3 separate regions of the Homo sapiens genome follow, and all the other regions are linked to region 3. The links are chromatin loops, found by intact Hi-C in ENCODE. Cell type or tissue: CD14-positive monocyte. All regions are shown on one strand. Each heading gives the region's core, and the rest is flanking DNA. Links, peaks and the distances in the headings are about the cores only.

Evidence for each region. Peaks named below come from ENCODE experiments on the same cell type or tissue, not always from the same donor. Only the 100,000 strongest peaks of a DNase experiment are listed, where the experiment ranks them.
Region 1: a loop joins it to region 3, with 2.2 times the contacts of the local background. A loop is called at or near these places in 1 of 110 quality-filtered maps.
Region 2: it touches region 3 in a loop (10-fold over the local background); 1 of 110 quality-filtered maps calls a loop at or near these places.

What each region holds. Positions count from the first base shown.
Region 1 is chr17:10,016,765-10,024,274 of GRCh38, reverse strand. GAS7 (growth arrest specific 7) reads left to right here. Exons shown (of 14, transcript NM_201433.2): 2 at 4,378-4,498. Among named protein-coding and RNA genes, the nearest start is that of RCVRN, 120 kb to the right of the region's middle. In CD14-positive monocyte, for the core only: no CTCF peak of the experiment used is centred there; DNase peaks (open chromatin) are centred at 1,704, 2,844, 4,114 and 5,694; H3K4me3 peaks cover 3,557 bases; H3K27ac peaks cover 5,000 bases.
Region 2 is chr17:10,060,660-10,068,169 of GRCh38, reverse strand. All of the region lies in intron 1 of GAS7 (growth arrest specific 7), which reads left to right. Among named protein-coding and RNA genes, the nearest start is that of GAS7, 130 kb to the left of the region's middle. RefSeq lists an enhancer at 6,687-7,188. In CD14-positive monocyte, for the core only: no CTCF peak of the experiment used is centred there; DNase peaks (open chromatin) are centred at 3,479, 4,219 and 5,039; H3K4me3 peaks cover 1,132 bases; H3K27ac peaks cover 3,495 bases.
Region 3 is chr17:10,168,703-10,176,212 of GRCh38, reverse strand. All of the region lies in intron 1 of GAS7 (growth arrest specific 7), which reads left to right. Among named protein-coding and RNA genes, the nearest start is that of GAS7, 26 kb to the left of the region's middle. RefSeq lists enhancers at 2,085-2,910, 3,738-4,563, 4,564-5,390. In CD14-positive monocyte, for the core only: no CTCF peak of the experiment used is centred there; DNase peaks (open chromatin) are centred at 2,102, 3,552, 4,342 and 4,802; H3K4me3 peaks cover 2,271 bases; H3K27ac peaks cover 3,617 bases.

The DNA.
Region 1 (7,510 bases), core at 1,110-6,109, 150 kb after region 3:
GGCTGCTCTTGCCCCTCTGTGGCCATGAAGGGTGAGGTAATGCTGGTGCTGTTGGCCCTTAAGTGAAGACTTGAAGGTAGGAAGGTCTAACTTCTGCCTTCGCAGAAGGCAGAAAAAAGTTTTTTTATTTTTTTATTTTTTCTTTATTTTTGAAACAGAGTCTCACTCTGTCACCCAGGCTGGAGTACAATGGCGCAGTCTTGGCTCACGGCAACCTCCGCCTCCCAGGTTCAAGTGATTTTCCTGCCTCAGCCTCCTGAGTAGCTGGGATTACAGGCACCTGCCACCATGCCCAGCTAATTTTTGTATTTTTAGTAGATGCAGGGTTTCACCAGGTTGGCCAGGCTGGTCTCGAACTCCTGACCTCAGGTAATCCACCCACCTTGGCCTCCCAAAGTGCTGGGATTACAGGTGTGAGCCACCGTGCCCAGCCAAAAAATTTTTTTTTAATTGTGGTACAATACACATGACAAAATATTTACCATCAGTGATATATTTATGTATTCATGATATTGTGCAACCATTACCACGATCCAGTTCCGGAACAGTGTCATTACCCCAAAGGGAAAACGTGTACCCATTCTCCCCTCCCCAGGCCTCTGGAAAAGACAAATCTGTTTCTGTCTCTATGGCTCTGCCCATTCTGGGCATTTCATATGCATGAAATCATACAATATGTGGTCTTTTGTGTCTGGCTCCTTTCACTTAGCATAATGTATTCAAGGTTTATCCATGTTGTAGCATGTATCACGGCTCCATTTTTTTTTTTAATTTCTGAATAATATTCCATTGTATGGCTGTACTACACTATCCATCCATCTGTTGATGGGGGATTTGAGTTGTTTCTACTTTTTGGCCATTACGAATGATATTGCTGTGAGCATCCATGTACCAATTTTTGTCTGACTGCTTGTTTCTAGGTGTTTGTGTCTATACCTGGTTGTCTCCATGTCTTTTGACTTTTAAAGTCAGCCATCAGGAGGAACTCCTTTCTAAGAGAACAGAAAGGTGATGGGACTGTGGCTGCCTCGGGAGATGGAGGCAGAGTGCGGCCCTGCAGGAGGGAGATGTGGAGACCATCTTTGCCACATCAGCCACATTAGGAGATGGGCCTGGTGGCCCCAGTGCCCTCCTCCCCACCTCTTTCAGCATCTCATGGCCCTTCACGGCTCAGTATCAGGGTGCCTCCCACCTTCTGTAAGGTCCTGAATTTCCTCGTTGCGGGAGACCTCGTGGTCATCAGTGCCTTGCGGAGAAGGGACGGCATCATTATTGCTCTTTCCTGGGTGGGACACTGAGGTTCACAGGTTGGGTCCACTGGCTCTCCAGCTCCTGTAAGGAGTGGTCTCCTCACTGCCCAGCCCTCTCACCAGAACGCACTGGCCAGCTCTCAGGCTGTTAACCTCCCCAGCAGGTGTTTGCCGTTCAAGTCGGGTAGTATTGGAAACAGAAACCTCAGAGAAGTGACTGTTGATGCTGACATTTCAGACAGAGGGATGGTGAGGCTAGGGTGGAGGTCCGTATCGCCGTAGACGGACTGTGTGAAGCCCTTCCAGTGGAAAACCCCATTCATTGCGCATCCCTCAGGACAGGCGCTGCCCTAGGTGCTGAGTTACGTATTGTTACCCTCTCCGTCGTCTTCCACAACTGGGCTCATATTATCACCCTTCGTTTCACAGATTCGAGAATAGCCTGGTGAGTCAGTAGCCTGTGGTCACATGGCTGTCAAGCGGTCCAGGCAGGATTGGCACTGAAGGCTGTTTGAGCCTGAGGGCTGTTTTCGCTGTGCCTGTGGGTTCCTGTCTCCTGCACCCCTTTTCTGACCATGTCAATATTTGATCCTTCCTATTTCCTCCCAAGTTATTTGGATAAGTACCAATATGGCTTTCCCATGTTTGATTGAAGGAGAAACTAGAATATTTCACTCAAGGGGAGGACACCTGGCATCTTGCCCCTCTGGTTCTAGAATCTCTTTCATCAAACACTCATGCCTGTAGTTGTATTTTTTTGTTCTTTGTTTTGAGACAGGGTCTCACTCTGTCACCCAGGCTGGAGTGCAGTGGTGCGATCACAGCTCACTGCAACAACCTCCTAGGCTCAGGCAATCCTTCCACCTCAGCCTCCTAAGTAGCTGGGACCACAGGCGTATGCCACCACACCCGGCTAATTTTAAAAATTATTTGCAGACGGAGTCTTCCTATGTTGCCCAGGCTGGTCTCAAACTCCTGGGCTCAAGCCATTCTTCCACCTCGGCCTCCCAAAGTGCTAGGATTACAAGCGTGAGACATTGCACCTGGCCCTAACCCTCAGTTTTAATCCCCTGACCCCCCACCCATGCCGACTTTATTTCTAATCCTATTGGACAGAATGTTCATCTCCTGTGCATGGGATACTTCTCTTTCTCTCAACATGCACGCGCGCATGCACACGCACACACACGCACACATGCACGTTGTTATAATCCTATTTGTCTTGCATATATTTTGGCTATCTTCCAATCCTGGAGAGTCCAAAGCAGTGAGAGGGCCCAGGTAAACCTGCCCAGATGTGGGCTTGTGCTTACTGGACATGCTGGTGAGACAGCAACCTGCGACCCTGGTGGGATGCCACACCGTGTTGATCCTGGCTGCTGTCCACCTCACTGTCTCCTGCTGTCTTAGAAGACAGTCTTCCATACGGAATCAAACGGGCACTGCAGGTTAGCAGGTGTAGGAGATGGAGCGTCCAGGGCATAGGGGAAAGCTTTTAATTAAGTTGTGAAAATGCATTGTGAAACTTACACCGCAGCTACGCAGAGGGCAGAAGGGAGGCTGTGTTTACTCAAAGTCCCCGAGCAGCTCAGATTTACTCGTTCCCTCCAATGACATGCAGGGCACTACGGGAAGCCACGGCACGTGGTTTTGCAACCTTCACAAAGCGTGAGAGTAGCCTGGGAGCTGTGTGTCTCTGCTGCTCTCTTTCATTCTGTTATCTTGTTTTCCTAAGCGGGGGTCACCAGGGACCACCACTATGGGCACAGCTGGGGGATACTGAGGACATTTGGGAGCCGATTACCTTTACTGTTTGTGAACAGTCCCCTGGCTTTGCTGAGAAATTCATGGCTACTCTCTTCGTATGGCTACAATTCTGATTTTAATCAATTTACTTCAAAAGGCACAGCAATCTTACGGGCTAATTTGGACTCTCTGTCCTAATTTTAAAATGTTCTTTAGCTAACAACTTTTATTTCTGTGTTTATGGGAGAAAATTTAGGGGGAACAGATATGTAGAAAGGAGAGTATAATAATTGCCTGTAATCCCAGCACCCAGGGATCGTGGCTGTTTTTTGTTTGTTTGTTTTTATATTTTTGTTTGTTTGTTTTGAGATGGACTCTCACTCTGTCACCCAGGCTGGAGTGCAGTGGTGCGATCTCTGCTCACTGCAACCTCCGCCTCCTAGGTTCAAGCAATTCTCTTGCCTCAGCCTCCCGAGTAGCTAGGACTACAGGCGCACACCACCACGCCTAGCTAATTTTTTGTATTTTTAGTAGAGGTGGGGTTTCACCGTGTTGCCCAGGCTGGTCGCGAACTCCTGAGCTTAGGCAATCCGCCCGCCTCGGCCTCCCAAAGTGCTGGGATTACAGACGTGAGCCACTGCGCCCGGCCATGGTTGTTTTTTTTTTAGCATCTGTCTACTAGATATCTAGTTTCTTTGTATGTCATATACATTTTTCTCTGATTTGTTTTTTAACGAAAAGTAATTCTATACATGGTTAAAAGAATTAATTGCACATAAATGCATACAATGGGAAGTCAGCGTCTGCTCTGTCTCCGAGTCCTCGTTCTTTTTGCCAGAGTGATCTGGACCCTTGGCGAGAGAAGCTCCATCCAGCTCTTCATGGATTCTCAGCATTATTATAGAATGTTTTGCATCTGGCTGTGGGATGACTTGCATTAATTACTTCTGCTAGGTTTGCACAGCAAGCCTGGGGCCTTGTCTGCTGCTGTGCTTCGTGGTCTGGGAATTTCAGGCTTCAGATTTCACAATGGGAGGTGGTGGAGTGACAGGGCCCCCTTGCAAGCTCAGCACCCCGTGAGTGATTTTCTAGGGGGCCGTGGAGAAAGTCTAGCTCCATTAGCTGAATGGCATTTTCCTCTCTGCTCCCAGAGGAGCTGTCCTCTGTGCAGGGGCTCTGAATGCTCAGGTGCTTCTCACTGCTCATGCTCACGCAACCCCGGAGGTCACGTGTGTGCTGCCTCTGACCTCAGGGGTTTATGGGCCGCAGACTTCCCAATGTCACGCTACTGTAGGGTGAATTCATCAGCCTTTGCCTTCCTGGTTTAAAAACTCTTGCAAAAATGCCAAATGGGTGTGACCTTTTCTTTCTTCTCCAACAGAAGCCTGGAATGGTCCCCCCTCCGCCGGGAGAAGAAAGCCAGACGGTCATCCTTCCACCTGGCTGGCAGAGCTACCTGTCGCCTCAGGGCCGGCGGTACTATGTCAACACGACCACCAATGGTGAGTCCCGCTCGGGGGAGAATCCTGCACCAACCCCCTGGCATTCTGGCTCTCTAGAGGGGCACGTTTTTTCTCCCTTCTTCGCCTCTCTGTTTGGGGGTTTTTTCTTCTTAAGTCTATGCTCAGGGGCTACAGTAAAGTCTTACTCCTCCCACTGTGCTGGGTGGTAGGGGTGCAAGTCTGGGTCTGTAGTTCTGGGAGTATCTTGGAAGGAAGGCTGCCCTTTATGGTTTGAGTCTTCCTTGGACCCTGACGTCCACCCTGGGTATCTGTGTTAAACCCAACCTGTTCGTCTGGGGCTGGGTTTTCTGAAGGGTGTCTCAAAAGGTTCTATGGTCAACAGCTGGCTTGAATAAAATGAACGAGGCAAAGTCACTGCATGATGTCTTGGAATTTTGAAGGTTTTAATGATCTTGAAGCTTCAATACAGGGGTTGCAAATGCGAGGTTTCCCTAATTTCACTACAACGTCATCTTTTTCCTTAAGTATCTCACTGGCTGGCATTTCTCCAGATGTTTTTTGGGAAATGCCGGGGGTGCTTATGGGTTATTTATCCCATCAAATAGTACAGGTTCCATGTGCATCTGAGTTGAATAGGACCACACCTCAATGACCCCAATAATTAGGGACCTCCCAGGCCTTCAAATGACCCCAGGATCCCCAGAAGTTTGCTGTGGATGGTTTATAAAAGGGGATGCACCACGTGGCAGGTTCTGTAACAAGGTGAGCAAAGGGCACTGTTGCAGGCTGTGGTCTTGGGCAGGGCAGGACAGGGTAAACCAGCTGAACAGAGCTGTGTCTTGACCTCCGTGACTCCCCAGAGAAATTGCCATGAGAGAACTGAGAGGATTTAAACCAAGGAAAGTTAGATTTAGTGGGAATCACAGACATGCGTTCCAAGGCAAAAGATGAAAATCGTACCCAAGTCCACTGCTGGCTCAGCCTTGGCCTCTCACTCCTCTGTGCCTGCCTGACTACATGACCACCCCTTCCCACCTGGGGGTATCGTTACTACAGCTGATGTTTATAAGCCTGCACCAGGAGGGGGTCCTAGTGACAGGGGAGCCAGCTACTGTTTAGCAGAGACACAAAGAAGGCAGCTGGTTTATTCGTATCCCCTGGCAACCTGACCTTCCACAGGCTCAAGAGGGGTGTTCTAGCGCAAGAGGTAATGAAGTTTCTAGGAAAAGGGAAGTAGGACTATTTCTGACCGTTCTAATCTTACACTTCCTCAAAACAAACACATGAACAGCTTTGCACTGTTACCGGAGACTTGAAATTTCAGAGGAGAGTGTGTCTATGTATGCAACACCCATCTGCCAAACACAGAATTTGGACCGTAGGATCATGAGATCATCAATTATTTGGGACAACATTGGATCCAAATTATTGGAAGGTCAGGTTGCTAGGGGATATGAATAATTTGGATCCGTTATTGTCCCAAATAAGCTACTCTATTGCAAAGGGGCATGGGGGGAAATGGCTTTCTGAATTTCAGCATCTTTATCTTTTTTTAAGTTAGAGACTAGTTTGTTTTCACGGTAAAAAATTCAGTAAGTACAAAATGATTTCAAATAAAAAATAATCCCCGGTCTCACCTTTTAAACATATGTATACTTATTCTTTTAAAATAAATTGGAAAATATTGTCTATGTTGTCCTTTAAGTTACTTTGACAGTGTATGTGGACATCTTTCTATACTTTGTACATTTCAGTCTAACCCATTCTTTTAAACAGCTGTGTAGTAATCCATCGCATGGGTATGCTATTAATTTCACCTGCACTCTATTAATTTAAGTCATATTTTATATCAATAGACAGTGTCTGGCAGCTTTTTTCTGGGACTCAGACTTTAGCAGATGCCACTGGTGACAGCTTTCTTATGGGTCCTGAGATATTGTGATCCCACAGAGGCTCCAGGCCAGGGGTCAGTGAACTTTTTCTGTAAAGGGCCAAGTAGTCAGTATGTAGGCTTTGAGGGTCACATGGTCTCCATCCCAGCCACTCAGCTTTACTGTTTCAGCATGAAAGCAGCCCTGGATGATAGGTAAACAAATGAGTGTAGCTGTGTTCCAATAAGACTTTATCTATGGATCCGAAAATAGGAATTTCAGATGACTTGTGTGTGTTATAAAATATCATCGTTCTGGCCAGGCATGGTGGCTCATGCCTGTAATCCCAGCACTTTGGGAGGCCGAGGCAGGTGGATCACTTGAGGTCAGGAGTTCCAGACAAGCCTGACCAACATGGTGAAACCCCGTCTCTACTAAAAATATCAAAATTATCCGGGTGTGGTGGCGGGCGCCTGTAGTCCCAGCTACCCGGGAGGCTGAGGCAGGAGAATCGCTTGAACGCGTGAGGTGGAAGTTGCAGTGAGCCGAGATCACGCCATTGCACTCCAGCCTGGTGACAGAGCAAGACTCCGTCTGTCTCAAGGAAAAAAAAAAAAAAAAGTGGAAGATGATTTTCGTTGGCAAGTTCACTGGGCCATATGATAGTTGGTTTGACCAGTTGGTCCCTTGGACCATAGCTGCTGGTCCCTGCTTCAGGCTGTCTGTTGGCTCCACAAGGACTTGTCCTATTTGCCCTTCCTCTCTTTATTTATTTATTTATTTATTTATTTATTTATTTATTTATTTATTTTTTTAGACAGGGTCTCACTCTGTTGCCCAGGCTAGAGTACAGTGGCACAATCATGGCTCACTGCAGCCTCAACCTCCTGGGCTCAAACACTCCTCCCATCTCAGCCCCCTGAGTAGCTGGGATTGCAGGCATGTGTCATCACGCCCGGCTGATTTCTTTATTTTTTTATATTTTTTATTTATTTGAGACAGGGTCTCACTCTGTTGCCCAGGCTAGAGTGCAGTGGCACGATCATGGCTCACTGCAGCGTTAACTTCCTGGGCTTAAGTGACCCTCCCACCTCAGCCTCCTGAGTAGCTGGGATTACAGGCATGTGCCACCACACCTGGCTTTTTGTATTATTATTATTATTATTATTATTATTATTAT
Region 2 (7,510 bases), core at 1,539-6,538, 110 kb after region 3:
GGGTGCTGTGTGATGTCACTGTGCTTCGTACAAAGCAGCTTAAAAGGTTTGGGAGGAAGTATTGGAGTGTGTTTATGTGTGGCTGAAGTCTCAGGTATGGTTTGTGTTAAGCCTCTGAAGGACAGAGCACAATCCCAAAATAGTTTTCATGGGAATGACCAAGGTAGAGACCATTGGTTTGGACCTATAATATCAGAGAGGCCACACCCCGATTCTTTACAAAACGTAACAGTGACCACACCTCAGTGGTTAGTGTCAAGGTTAAGGAATGTTGATATCAACTTTCCTCCGAAGGACCTGATTCAGTTATGTATGAATCTATTTCTCCCGGTCTGAGCCTCTGTTTAGACTTACAGGAGATGGTTGATGGTCTCCGATCAGGCCCACCCTGAACCAGGGCTGGGCAGGGTTAATGGAGAGTGTCTGGGATGTATTTTCAAAGAACTGTCATGGTGTAGGGGGACTAGGACAGGTGTTTGCAGACATTCCTAGCTTGAGGTTGGCCTGATTATTCTGTGTGAATCACCAGGCAGGTATTCAGCATTGGTCCTATTGGTCTTCCTTCTGATTACCCCCTAGCCAGAGGGGGTGGGGGTATAGGGCTGAGGTAAGCTCAGAAATGGGGCACTTGGCCAGGTGTGGTGGCGGGCACTTGTAATCCCAGCACTTTGGGAGGCTGAGGCAAGATCACAAGGTCAGCAGTTCGAGACCAGCCTGGCCAACATGGTGAAACCCCGTCTCTACTAAAACTACAAAAATTAGCCAGGTGTGGTGGCATGCGCCTATAGTCCCAGCTACTTGGGAGGCTGAGGTAGGAGAATCACTTGAACCCAGGAGGCGGAGGTTGCAGCGAGCCGAGATCGCGCCACTACACTCCAGCCTGGGCAACAGAGCGAGACTCCATCTCAAAAAAAAGAAGTGGGACACTTGTCTGCATGAAGAAGTGAAGGGAGTTGGAATAAAATGGAAGGCAGAGGAGCCTCTGCTGTGGTGGGCTGGAAACTCCACTCCCGCCACCCCATCCCTCCCCCATATTTCATCAGAGCCTTTTGTAAAGGATGGCAGAACCATGGAGCTGGGAGAAGGAGCTATCACTTGCCTGCAGTGTCAGCAAAGAGAGGCCAATTTTTAATGCTTTGTGTACATTATTAACTCACTTGATCCTTGTAACAGGTATTATTATTAATACTTACATCATCATTATTATTTTTTGTCTTCACGGGAATTGCTGACTTGAGATTGTCCAGCTAGATCAAGCAACTTGTCCTGGGAAAGCATGGATTTGAACCCAGGCAGTCTGGCTCCCAAGTCTACTCTCTTCACCACTACACTGTCAGGACTTGGTGACCTAGAAATGCTCCCCCTGACTCCAAAATTCAGTGACCCCAGGAGCCAATCCAAGCAGAGAAAGGCTGTCCTGATGTCCTGCAGAATGACAGTCACATCTCAGGCTTTCAAACTACTTATATGTTTTTTCCTAATTAATAGACCTTGAAATAAACAGTTAACTGTTTTTAAAAAAATTGACCTTGTAGGCCAGGCACAGTGGCTCACACCTGCAATCCCAGTGCTTTGGGAGGCTGAGGTGAGGGGATGGCCTGAGGCCAGCTGTTCAAGACCAGCCTGGGCAATATAGCAAGAGTCTGTCTCTGCAAAACAAAAAACAAAACAAAAAAAAGTAGTCTGGCCAGGCTGGGTGTGGTGGCTCACACCTGTAATCCCAGCTCTTTGAAAGGCCGAGGCGGGCGGATCACCTGAGGTCGGGAGTTTGAGACCAGCCTGACCAACATGGAGAAACCCCATCTCTCCTAAAAATACAAAATTAGCTAGGCGTGGTGACGCATGCCTGTAATTCCAGCTACTCAGGAGGCTGAGGCAGGAGAATCGCTTGAACCCGGGAGGCGGAGGTTGTGGTGAGCCGAGATCATGCCATTGCACTCCAGCTTGGGCGACAAATTAGCCTGGCCTTGGCTCCTTGTCACAGTCTCTCTTGTGCTTCTTCAGTCCCTACTTTCCTCTCCCTCCCATTTCCACTACAGATGGTGCCTTCCTACCCTACGCCATAGCAATCTGGTCACTGGGGAAATGGGGTTATGGAGAGGGGTATACTGTAATTCCCTTCATCTTATCTCAAGGTCAAGTTACATTTTGGCCCCAAGCATACAGCCCCCTAACTTGAGCTCCGGATAGACCTCCTTTGGGGCTCCCAATCCTGCTGAACCTCCCTGGCACTCTGTGCTCTTGCATATCTTCCACTCTGAGTCCAGCTCCAACATTCTGGCTATTTCTTCTTCCAGTGTTATGTGACTGGCACAGTTGGCCCCAGAGGTCCCAGCCAGGAGGACCTGGGGAAGCATCAGAGGTATTGACAGCAACATTTCTGATCCATGGTCCAACTTGGCCTGATGAGGGCAGCTGATAGTGGCTCTCCAAGATTGTCTACGTCCTAATCCCCAGAACCTGGGAATGTTATTTTATTTAGAAAAGAGTCTTTGCAGGTACAATGACGTTAAGGATCTTGAATTGAGAAGGTTTTCCTGGGTTATCTGAGTAAGCCCTAAATGTAATCACAAGCATCTTTATAAGAGAGAAGCTGAAGGAGATTTGACTGTAGATAGAAGACAAAGGGTATGATTGGGGAAGTAGGATTTGAGTGATGCAGCCACAAGCCAAGGAATGCCAGCGGCTACCAGGAGCTGAAAGAGTCAAGGACTGAGTTCTCCCCTTGACCCTCTGGGAGGAGTATGGCCCTATCAATACCTTGATTTCAGCTCAGTGATACTAATTTTTGGAAGCTTGGCATCCAGAACTGTGAGAGAATACATTTCTGTTGCTTTAAGACACCAAGTGTTATAGTGGCCAAAGGAAGGTTTTTAGAAATGCAGATATCTTTGGAAGAGAAGCTTACCCACAAGTGCAGGCTCAAGAAAGGAACCAAATCTCTAAATTCTCCCTGCTTTATGTTCTTTAGTTTTGATTGTTGCTATCTGTATACCTTGCCCTTTACCAAGGAACTATTAGCCAGGACTCTTTCTATTAAATGTTACAGAAATCCTATTCAGGCTTAGACCTGTAATCCCAGCTCTTTGGGAGGTCAAGGCAAAAGAATCACTTGAGCCCAGGAGTTTGAGACCAGCCTCAGCAACGTAGTGAGACCCCCATCTGTATAAATAAAAAATAAATTCACTAGGTGTGGTGGCACACACCTGTAGTCCCAGGTACTTGAGAGGCTGAGGATCACTTGAGCCTAGGAGTTTGAGGCTGCAGTGAGCTATGATTGTACCACTGTACTTCAGCCTGGGGACAGAGCGAGATCCAGTGAAAAGAAATCCCACTCAAATTGGATTCAGACAAAAAAGGAACAGTCCCAGGAAGTTCAGCTTCAGGCATGGTTTGATCAAGTGGCTTAAACAAACAGTGTCAGCAGTCTGATGTTTCTCTATCTCTGATTCCCTGTCTTCCTCATCAGCCCTCTTCCTTCTGCATTGGCTCCATTCTCAGTGAGACTTCTGCGAGTTGTCAGCGTGACCATCAGCAGCTTCAGGCTTGCATCTTGTCATAGTAATACATCTTTCCCCAGTAATTCCAAAACCAAATTCCAGGTATCCAGCCCCAGATGGGTAATATGCCCCTTCGTGAACTAGTACCGTGGTTGGGGAGAGGGCACGTGCTAATTGGCCAGGCAGGAGCCACTTGCTCCCGGAAACCTCGAGGGCTGAGAATGAGGTGAGGTGGTTCCACAGTAGAAAAATCAGGGTGCTTCTTTCAGAAGCCGGGGTACGTATGGCCTGCTGGGCAGGCCCACACAGCATACAGATGCTACGAGAGCCTGCTGTGCTTTGTAGGTCACAGACCCCCACGGTGTGCTTGGAAATGCCAGATCATGCTGTGAGGCTTTTCCTCTGCCCCAGCCTCTGGCACGAGACTCCCACGTGTGAAAAGCAGACTCACAGTCCCTGCGTGTCGTGGAGCCCGGGAAATGAAAACGTCAATCTGGGAGGCCCCAGAAGGTGTAGGGGATTGAGTGAGAGAGCCAAGAAGCTGCAGCAGCCGCCGCTGCTGGGACTTCGTGTTTACAAATCACATTATCGGAGCATCTTTGAACTTCTGTTGGCACGTGTGTGACTAATGTTCGAGCTGGTGAGGGCCATGTTGGGAAATGGAAAAGGGAAGTGGGGACGAGCGCTCGTGCTAAAATGGTGCTCTCTTTGGCAATGGCCTTTGGAGGAGGTGACTCACTAGGGGCATTGAGGCAACAAAGAAACTGCTGTGGCTGGATGAAAAAAAGATGCTTCCTCTGCCCCCCTCACCACCCGTGCAAGGGGAAGCCCATGACCTGAGTGTCTTGAAGGAAGCATTTGACCAGGGAGGGTGACCCAGGGTGGAGCCATACTAGACGGTGGTCAGGAAGCTGCCGTGGTGAACAGGTTAGAGTGGAGGTGATGAGTTAAGAGTTCCAGAGCCAGATGTGCAGGGCTGAGCCCTCAGTGTCGTATCTTGTTAGCAGCCTGACCTTGGATGAGATCCTCACCCTGACACCCTGATCTCGGCACCGCCATTATTAGCTGTTTAAGTGTATGCACTCTGCCCCAGTTTGCCTGGGGCAAACTGCCGAACTGTTTGAACCTTGAATTCATTCTCTGGAATAAGCATAATCATAGAAACTAGATGATTTGTCAGGGTTTTGCCGGAGCTGCTGCTTCTCTGCTTTGGAGCAGAGATGGTAGCTTTGGCAGAAAATGGTGGATCATTGCAACTGAGAAGTTAAATAAGAGGTTTCCTCAGCAGAGAGAGCAGGATGGAAGGGGTCCTCCTGAGGTGTAGGACATGGGGACGTCTTTGTGAGTATCATGCGCACGCACACACACACACAGACACACAAACGCGTGCGCGCGCACACACACGTGCCAGGTGCCACCATGCCGTTGCCTATTATTTTGATGGAGGTAGGCAGGAGCAGGAACTCCTTTTGCAAGAATGACAAAGAAGTGGCATTAGCAAGTTCTGCCTGTCTGTTCCTCTAGGGGAAACCCCATGAAACCACCACAGAGCCACTCTGCTTCCCTTTCTTGGCCCACTCTGGCAAACCCAGCCAGCAGGTAAGTGGGAGCACAGAGCGAGGCAAGGGTTGCCTTTGCTGTGGGGAGGGGTCCATCCTACTGTGTGCCCCCTGATGTCTGCACAGTGTGGATGGAGCTCCCTGGACATCCCTGCCTTCCCCTGGGCTGCCCCAAGTACTGCAGGCCTCACTCACGTGGTGCAGGACTGCTCGGCTACCCACAGGATCCTGGGGGGTGAGAGGGCATTTGCGGTGGGAGCTGAGATCTGCAGGGTCATTAGGAATTAGTGTCAGCTAATGGTGGCTCAGCACTCCTGGGGGAGAGAAGAAAGGAAAGGGAGAGAATAGGGATGTGAGCAGCCCTGATTTGCTGGTTCAGGGATTTCTGAGACCAAAAAGCAACCCACCAGCAAAGCAGAATTAGCTGTGTTATTTAAAGTTATTCACATCAGGATATTTAAATGATCTGTGCCCACTGTGTTCGTGTGGTTTCTATGGGCAAGATGTGTTTTATGTTTTTAAAGTTTGTTTAACTTTTCTCTATATCCATGGAGAATCATTGGAAGATCAAATGATATCTCGATCAGTTGTAGAACTTATTTTATTTTCTATTTTATTTTATTTTTGAGACAGAGTCTCACTCTGTCGCCTGGGCTGGAGTGCAGCGACGCAATCTCGGCTCACTGCAACCTCCACCTCCCGGGTTCAAGTGATTCTCATGTCTCAGCCTCCTGAGTTGTCGAGATTACACGTGTGCACCACCATGCCTAGCTAATTTGTGTATTTTTAGTAGAGACGAGGTTTCGCCACGTTGGCCAGGCTGGTCTTGAACTCCTGACCTCAAGTAATCCACCCGCCTTGGCCTCCCAAAGTGCTGGGATTACAAGCATGAACCATTGTGCCCAGCCTAGAATTTACTTTAAAGTAATTACCAGAATGGTAAATTTCCTCCTTCATGTAGGTCAGAACTTGTCTGTGATCTCTAAAAGTCCTGAGCTTGATCCCTCCGTGGACATGCACCTGGGTCGGGGGCACCGGGAACCAACTGAAGCCTGGTCAGTGTGTCTGTACCAGGGTTTTCGGCCATGTTACTGTTGACATTTCGGGTTGGATGGTTGTTTTGTTGTGGGCGGCGGTCCTGTGCATTGTTGAGTGTTTAGCAGCGTCCTTGGCCAGTAAATGTCACCAAGTATTGCCCCATTGGCCCCTGGGGAAAAAGCGCCCCTAGTTCAGAAACACAGGCTACACATGGAGTGCCATATTGTTCCCCTAGAAACCAGGAGAGGAAAGAGTTCCTCTGTTCTGGCCTGAGAGGGAGGCTGGGAGTGGGAACGCCCAGCACAGTTCGCTGTGGGAGAAATGAACCAGGGGCCTGAAAGGGGGTGGGTGCCACAGCTGCCCCTTCCTACAGCTTCCCCCCAGAGGCTCCAGAGCTGTCACACTGTCATTAACGACACCGCATTCCTGTCGGTGCTTGTGTGCATCTTTGGACGAAGCTAGAAAAGAAGCTGAACTATCTTCAACTGTGCCATAAAAGAGGATATAAAAAAACTCAATAAAACACGAAAATGTCAGCCGAAGCAGGATTGCTTGCTGGGGCCTTGGCAAGGAGGGGCAGACAGCAGGCTGGACGCCCCTGGCGCTGTTTGTGGGAGTCATGGGTGGGGAGGAGAGGCCAGGAGAGCCCAGCCCATGCTGGGGGCCACCAAGCCTGGGCTCTGGGCCAAACACACAGTCCCCTGGTTTCTTGAGCCCAACCCCAATGCTGTAATTCTGTTTATTTTGCTGAATATGAAATCCATATGGTTCTGATTTCTTCCTTGTAATCCGTCATCTCTGTGTGGCTTCGGAGCCAGCAACCACGCAAAGTGGCTTTGAAGTTGTTGTTCTGGGTAAGTAGGAAGTTGTGTTCTTCCAGGGTTCAGTGGGGCAACCATGAGGTTTGCATTTGGTTTGGGAACTGCTCCAGGAGAGGGAAGCAGATTGGCACAGTCAGTTTTGGTCCTGGCTTAGGAGCTTGGGCTGGGTCAGAAGGGAGACCATTTACAGAGCCTTCGGTGGATTTGCACAGCCAAGGCCACTCTCTAGCCCTCAGCTTAGGTCAGAGATACTCTTGGTTCTAGGTGTCTCTTTGGAAACAACAGAGGTCTCTGCAGGGAGCTAATGCACTCACTCAGCCTCTCCCACCTCCGTCATGACAACCCATAAATGTGTCCAAGGCTTGCCAAATGTCCTCAGGGGGGACAAAGTCGCCCCTGGTTCAGAAACACAGGCTACATGTGGGATCGCTGGGCCACATGGTAAATGTATGTTTAATGTTACAGGAAACTGCCACACTGCTCTGCAGAAGGACCATACCATTTTGTGTTCGCACGAGCAACGTGTGAGAATTCCAGTTGCTCTGCATCCTTGTCGGCACTTGGTATTGTCATTCTTTTTAATTTCAGTCTT
Region 3 (7,510 bases), core at 1,057-6,056:
CTATCCGATTAGGAAAGCTGTTGGAATTCTTGGCCCAGACAAGCTTTAATCATTTGCAGTAAGAGCTCTGTTGCCTCCTTCATCCTTCCCTGCCTTCAGTTAAGCCCCTCTAAGGCTCGAGGTGTGTTCTCAACCCTGGGATATAGCCGAGAATGAGATGGAGTGGACAGGACTCAGGGGTCCCTAGGATCAGAGGGTTCATTGTCCGTGGGGAACCAGACCGAGTGATAACGGGGATGTGCCCAGCACAGTGAGGGGCCCCAGGGGACAGTCAGGGCTGTGGGAGTGCTCAAGAATACCATGGGCTGAGTTTGGACCCACTCCCCACTCGTATTTGAAGTCCCAACCCCTAGTACCTCAGAATGTGACTGCATGTGGAGAAAGAGTCTTTAAAGAGGTAAGTTAAAATGCATGGCCAGCTGTAGTAGCTCATGCCTGTAATCCTAACCCTTTGGGAGGCCAAGACAGGAGGATCACTTAAGGCCAGGAGTTGAAGACAAGCCTGGGCAACATGGTGAGACCTTGGCTCTACAAAGTACAAATAAAAAGAAAAAGAATTTTTGACCACACTGTTGTAGGTCAAGGAAAATAACTAACTAACTAACTAACTAACTAAATAAAATGCGGTCATTAGGGTGGGCCCTCATCCTGTATGACTGGTGTCCTTTTAAGAAAGGGAAATGAGGACACAGATACACACAGAGGGAAAACCGTGTGAAGACATAGGGAGAAGACGGCTGTTTGTAAGCCAGTGGGGAGAAGCCTTACAAGCAACCTTGAGCTTGGATTCCCAGCTTCTAGAACTGTGAGGAAATAAATTTCAGTGGTTTAAGCCACCCAGTCTATGATTCTTTTTTGTGGCAGCCCCAGCAAACTCACACAAGCCCCTTACCCTGGGCTTGGGTAGGCAACTTATTTACATAGTTCCACATGGGATCAAAACCTTGAAAAAACATAGGGACCTAGGGACAGTTTGCTTGTCCCATTTTTCTTACTAACATGTATTCCTAGCTGAAGGGTTATATAGTTCACTTCTTTACCTTATTATCATTAGAATGTGAACTCCAGGCCGCGCGTGGTGGCTCGTGCCCATAATCCCAACACTTTGGGAGGCCGAGGCAGGAGCATCACTTGAGCCCAGGATTTCGAGACCAGCCTGGGCAACATAGTGAGACCCCCATCTCTATAGAAAATAAAAAATTAGCCAGGCGTGGTGGCATGCACGTGTGGTCCCAGCTACTCGGAAGTCTAATGTGGGAGTATCGCTTGAGTCCAGGAGGCCGAGGCTGCAGTGAGCTGTGATTGTGCCACTGCACTCCAGCCTGGGTGACAGAGTGAGACCCTGTCTCAGAGAAAGGAATGTGAGCTGCATGAGGGCAGAGCTGCATCAGGTCAAAGCCCGTGAAGGCACTGGCACGTGTCTTTTGGAAGAATTCTGTCTGAACCTGGGGCCTGAAGTCAAATTCCTCACTCTGGGCTTCAATCCAGAATTGTTTTTTATTTTTTTTAATTATTTTTTTTGATACGGAGTCTCGCTCTGCCGCCCAGGCTGGAGTGCAGTGGTGCGATCTCAGCTCACTGCAAGCTCCGCCTCCTGGGTTCACGCCATTCTCCTGCCTCGGCCTCCCGAGTAGCTGGGACTACAGGCGCCCGCCACTGCGCCCGGCTAATTTTTTGTATTTTTAGTAGAGACGGGGTTTCACCATGTTAGCCAGGATGGTCTCCATCTCCTGACCTCGTGATCCGCCCGTCTCGGCCTCCCAGAGTGCTGGGATTATAGATGTGAGCCACCGCGCCTGGCCAGAATTTTTAATTAAAATAGCTGGTTTTCTGCATCCAGGTCTCTGTTTAGTGCTCACCCTGCAAGGTGAGTTGCTGTTTGTTCTACAGACTGCATCCCCTATATCCCTCTAATCTCTACTCAGTCCCCAAATGTGATTAACATGTGTTAAAAATCAGAGAAGAAAGATTCCTTTATTAGCTTTTGTTTACACTGGGTGAATTGAGCCACAGACTATATTACACTAAGTCCTAGCAGCCTATGAGTTTGAACGTTGTCACCCTCCAGAGGGTTTGCTTAATGAGGCCAGGGATTCCATCATTAGTGTCCTGAAACGCCTATGACAGTGCCTGGCCCAGGGTTGGGCACTTACTCATGTTATTCACTTATTCATATGTGGGAATGAACAGTTCAGCCAGTATAAAGGACAGGTGAGTACACACCAAGGAGATCTTCAGGGAGAGATCAGCTGGTTTTCCTGTGAAGATGTCAGCTTCATCCCTCCACCGTCTCCCTGTGCTCATGGCTCTGTTCCCTTTCCAGGCTGCTGCTGCTGGTTCTTTGGGTCTGCAGCCACCTCCCACCCCCATGAAGGGCAAACCCAGCATTATGTTACCTCCTCAGTATAAAAGGAGAGAGGGTCTCTTTTTTTTTCTTTTTTTTTTGAGACGGAGTCTAGCTCTGTCCCCCAGGCTGCAGTGCAGTGGCACGATCTCGGCTCACTACAAGCTCCCCCTCCCGCATTCACGCCATTCTCTTGCCTCAGCCTCCCCAGTAGCTGGGACTACTGGCACCCGCTGCCACACCCGGCTAATTTTTTGTATTTTTAGTAGAGACGGGGTTTCACCGTGTTAGCCAGGATGGTCTTGATCTCCTGACCTTGTGATCCGCCCATCTCTGCCTACCAAAGTGCTGGAATTATAGGCGTGAGCCACCGCGCCTGGCCGAGAGAGGGTCTCTTTTTATACCTCAGAGCTCCTCGGGTCCCTGATTTCGGGAAACTCATTACTTACCTAGGAATCATTCCTCCTTCTCTTCATTTTTTTTCTCTCCCTCTTCCCCGCCTCCCCTTCTACTTTTAAAAAAAGTTGTGTTAAAATTCACATAACATGAAATTCACCATTTTAATGTTCAGTGGCATTTGGTACATTCACAGTGTTATACAGCCACCACCATTATCCAGTTCCAGAAGTTTCATCATCCCGAAAGTAACCCATACTCATTAAGCAGCCACTCCCCATTCTCCTCCCTTCGCCCGCCCCCAGCATCAGGCGACCACTCATCTGTTTTCTGGTTCTATGCATCTGCCTATTCTAGGTGTTTCACAGAAATGGAATCAGAATGGGTGGACTTCGTATTTGGTTTATTTCCGTTGACATGATGTCTTCAGGGTTCATTTGCGTAGTGACGTGTATCAGTACTTCATTGCTTTTCATGACTGAATAATACTCCATTGCATGGATATACCACATTTGTTTATCCATCCATCAGTTGATGGACACTTGGCTAGTTCCCATGTTTTGGCTGTTGTGAATAACACCATCCACTTCTTTTTCTGGTCTTCAGTTCTGCCTCCAGATGCTGAATCTTTAGTCTTTTGTTGAGACTGCATGGGTTACTGGCAATGGAAAAGGCACTTGAGAAATAAGAAGGTAGGCAGTGAGGGGCTCTGGCTACAAAGCGCTTCATTAAAGTCTGTCAAGCCTTAGTTTGCTCATTTCCTAAATGGGTGTAAAATTCCCTGCCTTGCTTACTCAGCCCTGCAGAATGTTGTAAGAGGCGCAAGCCACAGAATGTGAGGTTAAGCCCTTCCTAAGCTATAAAGTCAGATGTCAAGTGATAGTTCTGTATGTTCCTCATTTTTTCTTTGATTGTCTCCCTTTCTGTTTCTTTTTTTTTCTTCTTCTTTTTTTTTAATCTGCTTCCTCATTTCTCCTTTTGCTAATTGCTCCATTTGAATTCTGTTTTCCTTTCTTCTTTCCTCTGCTTTCAGCTGGCCTGGGGGCAAAGTTGAGAGCAATACAGAGTGTTATGCACAGTGCTGTGCTGGAGGTGAACAAGATGATTGGCTGCCCCCTGGGGAATCCTTGGGCAGGGCCGGACATGCGGCAGAGGAAGGAGGTTAGCTGCACTGGCTGGTGGGTGATGAGGTGAAGTCAACCAGGACTGGACCTGAGGAGTGGAATGAGGGCTGCCATGGCAGGCCATCCTATCTGGCTTAGATTTAGAGACTTCTTTTACACATAGCTTTGAGGTCTTTTGCAGTCCAGGAAGTAGCCAGATTGATGGGTAGTTAGGCAGATATTAGAATCCAAACAAGCAGACCCGAGGGACACTTAGGGGAAAGCAGCAGATGGAGGTGTATGCTTTTCTTAGTATGTTGCTTTTGCGAATGCTAGATCATCCGCTGTCCTGTGTGTGCTGTTTTCCCAGCTGAACTTGAAGCTTCTTGAAGACAAAAGTGATGACAGTCTTTTATTTTTGTGCTTGCTCCTGGTGCCCCTCAGAGAGTTCTGAACTTAAGTGGCATTTCCTGTGTGTGTTGAAACGTCACTTGTTTAGTCCTATAGCGGTTACAGAGGGCTTTCATGCAGGATTTCTCATGTAATCTTATCAACAGCCTGGCGAGGTGGATTCCATTTCTCAGATAAAGGCTCAGAGAGGTCAAAGAATTTGCTCAGGACACACAACCAATCAGAGGTTTCAACACTGCTTAGGACCAGCGTTCTTCACTGCTTCACCCGTCCCTTACACGGACTGCCTGGTTTTTATGGCAGATAAGAAGCATGTGGCTGTGATTATTTAGGGAGATGGGAAATGAATCCTTATGCATTTGGATCTTGTTCATTTTCGAGATTTCTTCCCCCTAGCGTCTTAGAATTTTCAAGTCCAAAAGAAGTTCTGTAAAAGTTGCAGGTGGTCTTTCCTATTACTCAAGCACTGTAGATTCCTTTTGTCTCAACAAACTTCAGAGACGCTTCAAGGGAAGCCGATTTCCTGCTAAATTGATGTGTTCCTCATTTGTTACCCGAAGACCTGATTTAAGGAGCTATTCTTGGTGACAGGCAGGGAGCCAGCTGTGAATGGGGTTCTGGGTTCGCTGTCAGAGCCCTGCTTGGACCAAGTTACTCAAAAGTCTGGCTCTGACTGGGTCTGGCAGGAGGGGCTGGTGTGTTGGAGTAAGCGAGCTTGGGGAAAGCTTGCCCGGAGGAAATTCGGTCAAGATGTTCAGTTTTAACACCTCTGGGTTTCTTCCAAACCAAAAGAGGAAAAGATTCTGACTGAAGGGATGAAGGAAGTTTTAGGATTTTCCATGAATGGAACTCAGAGCTTGAGGGATCCTGGATTCTTTGCGGCTCAAGTGAAGCTACAGAGAGAGAAATGGTGCCTGGGAGTTAGGAGGACTTTTGCCCTTGGCTGGGACTTAGGCAAATTGCTGAGCTTAGAAGACAATTGATCCCAGTGGTTCGCTGGCTCAGCCACAGAAAGTGCCAGCTGGCCTTTGAGTTGTTCAGGGATCTGTGATGGTATTTATGTGTGGCAGAGGGATACTTCTAAGCTCAGAGACCACCTCCGAGGTGACAGAGCTGCTGGGCAGAAGATGTAAGTTTAAAAGGCCACTTTCTTTCTCATTGGAACCTTTCAGCAGATTAACAAGATACGGGGCTCATTCACTGAACAAACGCTCGTTCAGTGCCAGCCGTGTGCAGGGCACAACCTGGAAAGTAGGAGATGTAGTAGTAGTAAAACCACAGACATCCTGACTTTATAGAGTTTACATTTTAGTTAGGGGTGACAGATAGCAAGGAAAACTAAGCAAACTGCATGGTGATCTAGAAAATGTGTCATTTTAAATGGGATGGGCAGAGAAGGTCTCATTAGGAGAGGGCATCTGTGCAAAGCCCTGGAAGATACGATGGAGTAAGCACGTGGATTGCTGAGAGAAGAGCATTCCAGCCAGAAAACAGAACAGCATGTGCAAAGGCCCTGAGGCCAGAGCATTCCTGGAGTGGTCAGGGAACAGCAAGGAGGTCAGTGTGGCTGGGGCAGAGTGAGTGTGTGTGGTGTGGGGAGTGTTGGAGATGGGGACAGAGAGGTGACCAGACTGAGGGGTGGGTGGGGCCAAAGCACGAGGGCTTTTGAGACCCTCACAAGGATCTGACATTTACCCTGAGTGTCAGGGGAGCCATTGAGCAGAGGAGTGACTTGAGCCAGCTGGATGTTTACAAGGATCACTCTGCTGCTCTCTTGGGAATGAATGATGGGGGGATGGAGGGGGGAGCAGAGGGTAGAAGGAGGGAGACAAGTAAGGTGGTTATTGCAGTAATATAAGCAAGAGCTGATGCTGGCTGTGACATGGCTGTCACCACTGGATTTTGGATGTATTTTGAGAGCGAGACCAATGGGATTTGGTAATGGGTTGCACGTATAAGGTTTGAGAGAGAACTCAAAGCGAGTTTCAAGGTTTTTGGCATAAGCAAATGGGAGGAAGGAGCTGGTTTGAAATGAGAAGGTGAGGAACGGAAGCAGCAGGTTTGGGGAGGAAATCAAGAGTTAAGTTTGAGATTCCTATATATGTTCAAGTAATGATAGTGAGTAGGCATTTGGAAAGAGGACTCTTAATTCAAGGTAGGTATAAATTTGAAGTCGTTATGGCGTAGATAGTCTTCAAGCCGCTGTACTGGATGAGATCACCTAAGGAGTGGGGTGGATGGAGAAGAGGTCTGGGGATGGGGCCTGGAGGCACCCCAAATTAAGAGGACTGGGCAGAGCAAGCCAACTGTAAAGGAGAAGGAGCAACCAAAGAGTGGGCGGAAAACCAGGAAACCAGACAGTTCTCCCTGGGTTCAGTGAAGGCAGCCATGGAGTCATCGGGACATTGACCTTATCTGCAGCTCTCAAGGAATGGAAAACCATCAGGGACCATCTGAGATATGGTCAAAGCCTCAGGGATGACGCACCCTTCCTGGTGTTGTTAGCATCTGTTTCATTACAAACAGCATAAACTGTAGCATGGCTGTGTTTGCCTGTCCGTAACCCCACCCAGACTTCACTGGCAGGCTTAACCCACAAGAAGTTTTAGGGAAGGAGGTACTGTCTACAAGGTTTTACATTGTGCTGAGTGTAAATGTGAACTTTTAAAATTATTAATTAATTTTTTTTTTTGAGTCGAAGTCTTGCTCTTGTTGCCCAGGCTGGAGTGCAATGACATGATCTTGGCTCACTGCAACTTCTGCCTCCTGGGTTCAAGTGATTCTCCTGCTTCAGAGTAGCGGGGATTACAGGTGCGCGCCACCATGCCTGGCTATTTTGTATTTTTAGTAGAGACAGGGTTTCACCATGTTGGCCAGGCTGATCTCAAACTCCTGACATTGTGATCTGCCTGCCTCGGCCTCCCAAAGTGCTGGATTACAGGCGTGAGCCACTGCACCTGGCCTAATTACTAATTTTTTTTTTTTTTTTGAGATGGAGTCTCACTCTGTCGCCCACGCTGGAGTGCAGTGGCGTGATCTCGGCTCACTGCAAGCTCTGCCTCCCATGTTCAAGTGATTCTCCTGTCTCAGCCTCCCAAGTAGCTGGGATTACAGGTGCATGCCACCATGCCTGGCTAATTTTGTATTTTTAGTAGAGATGGTGTTTCACCATGTTGGCCAGGCTGGTCTCAAACTCCTGACCTTGTGATCCGCCCGCCTCAGCCTCCCAAAGTGCTGGGATTACAGGCATGAGCCA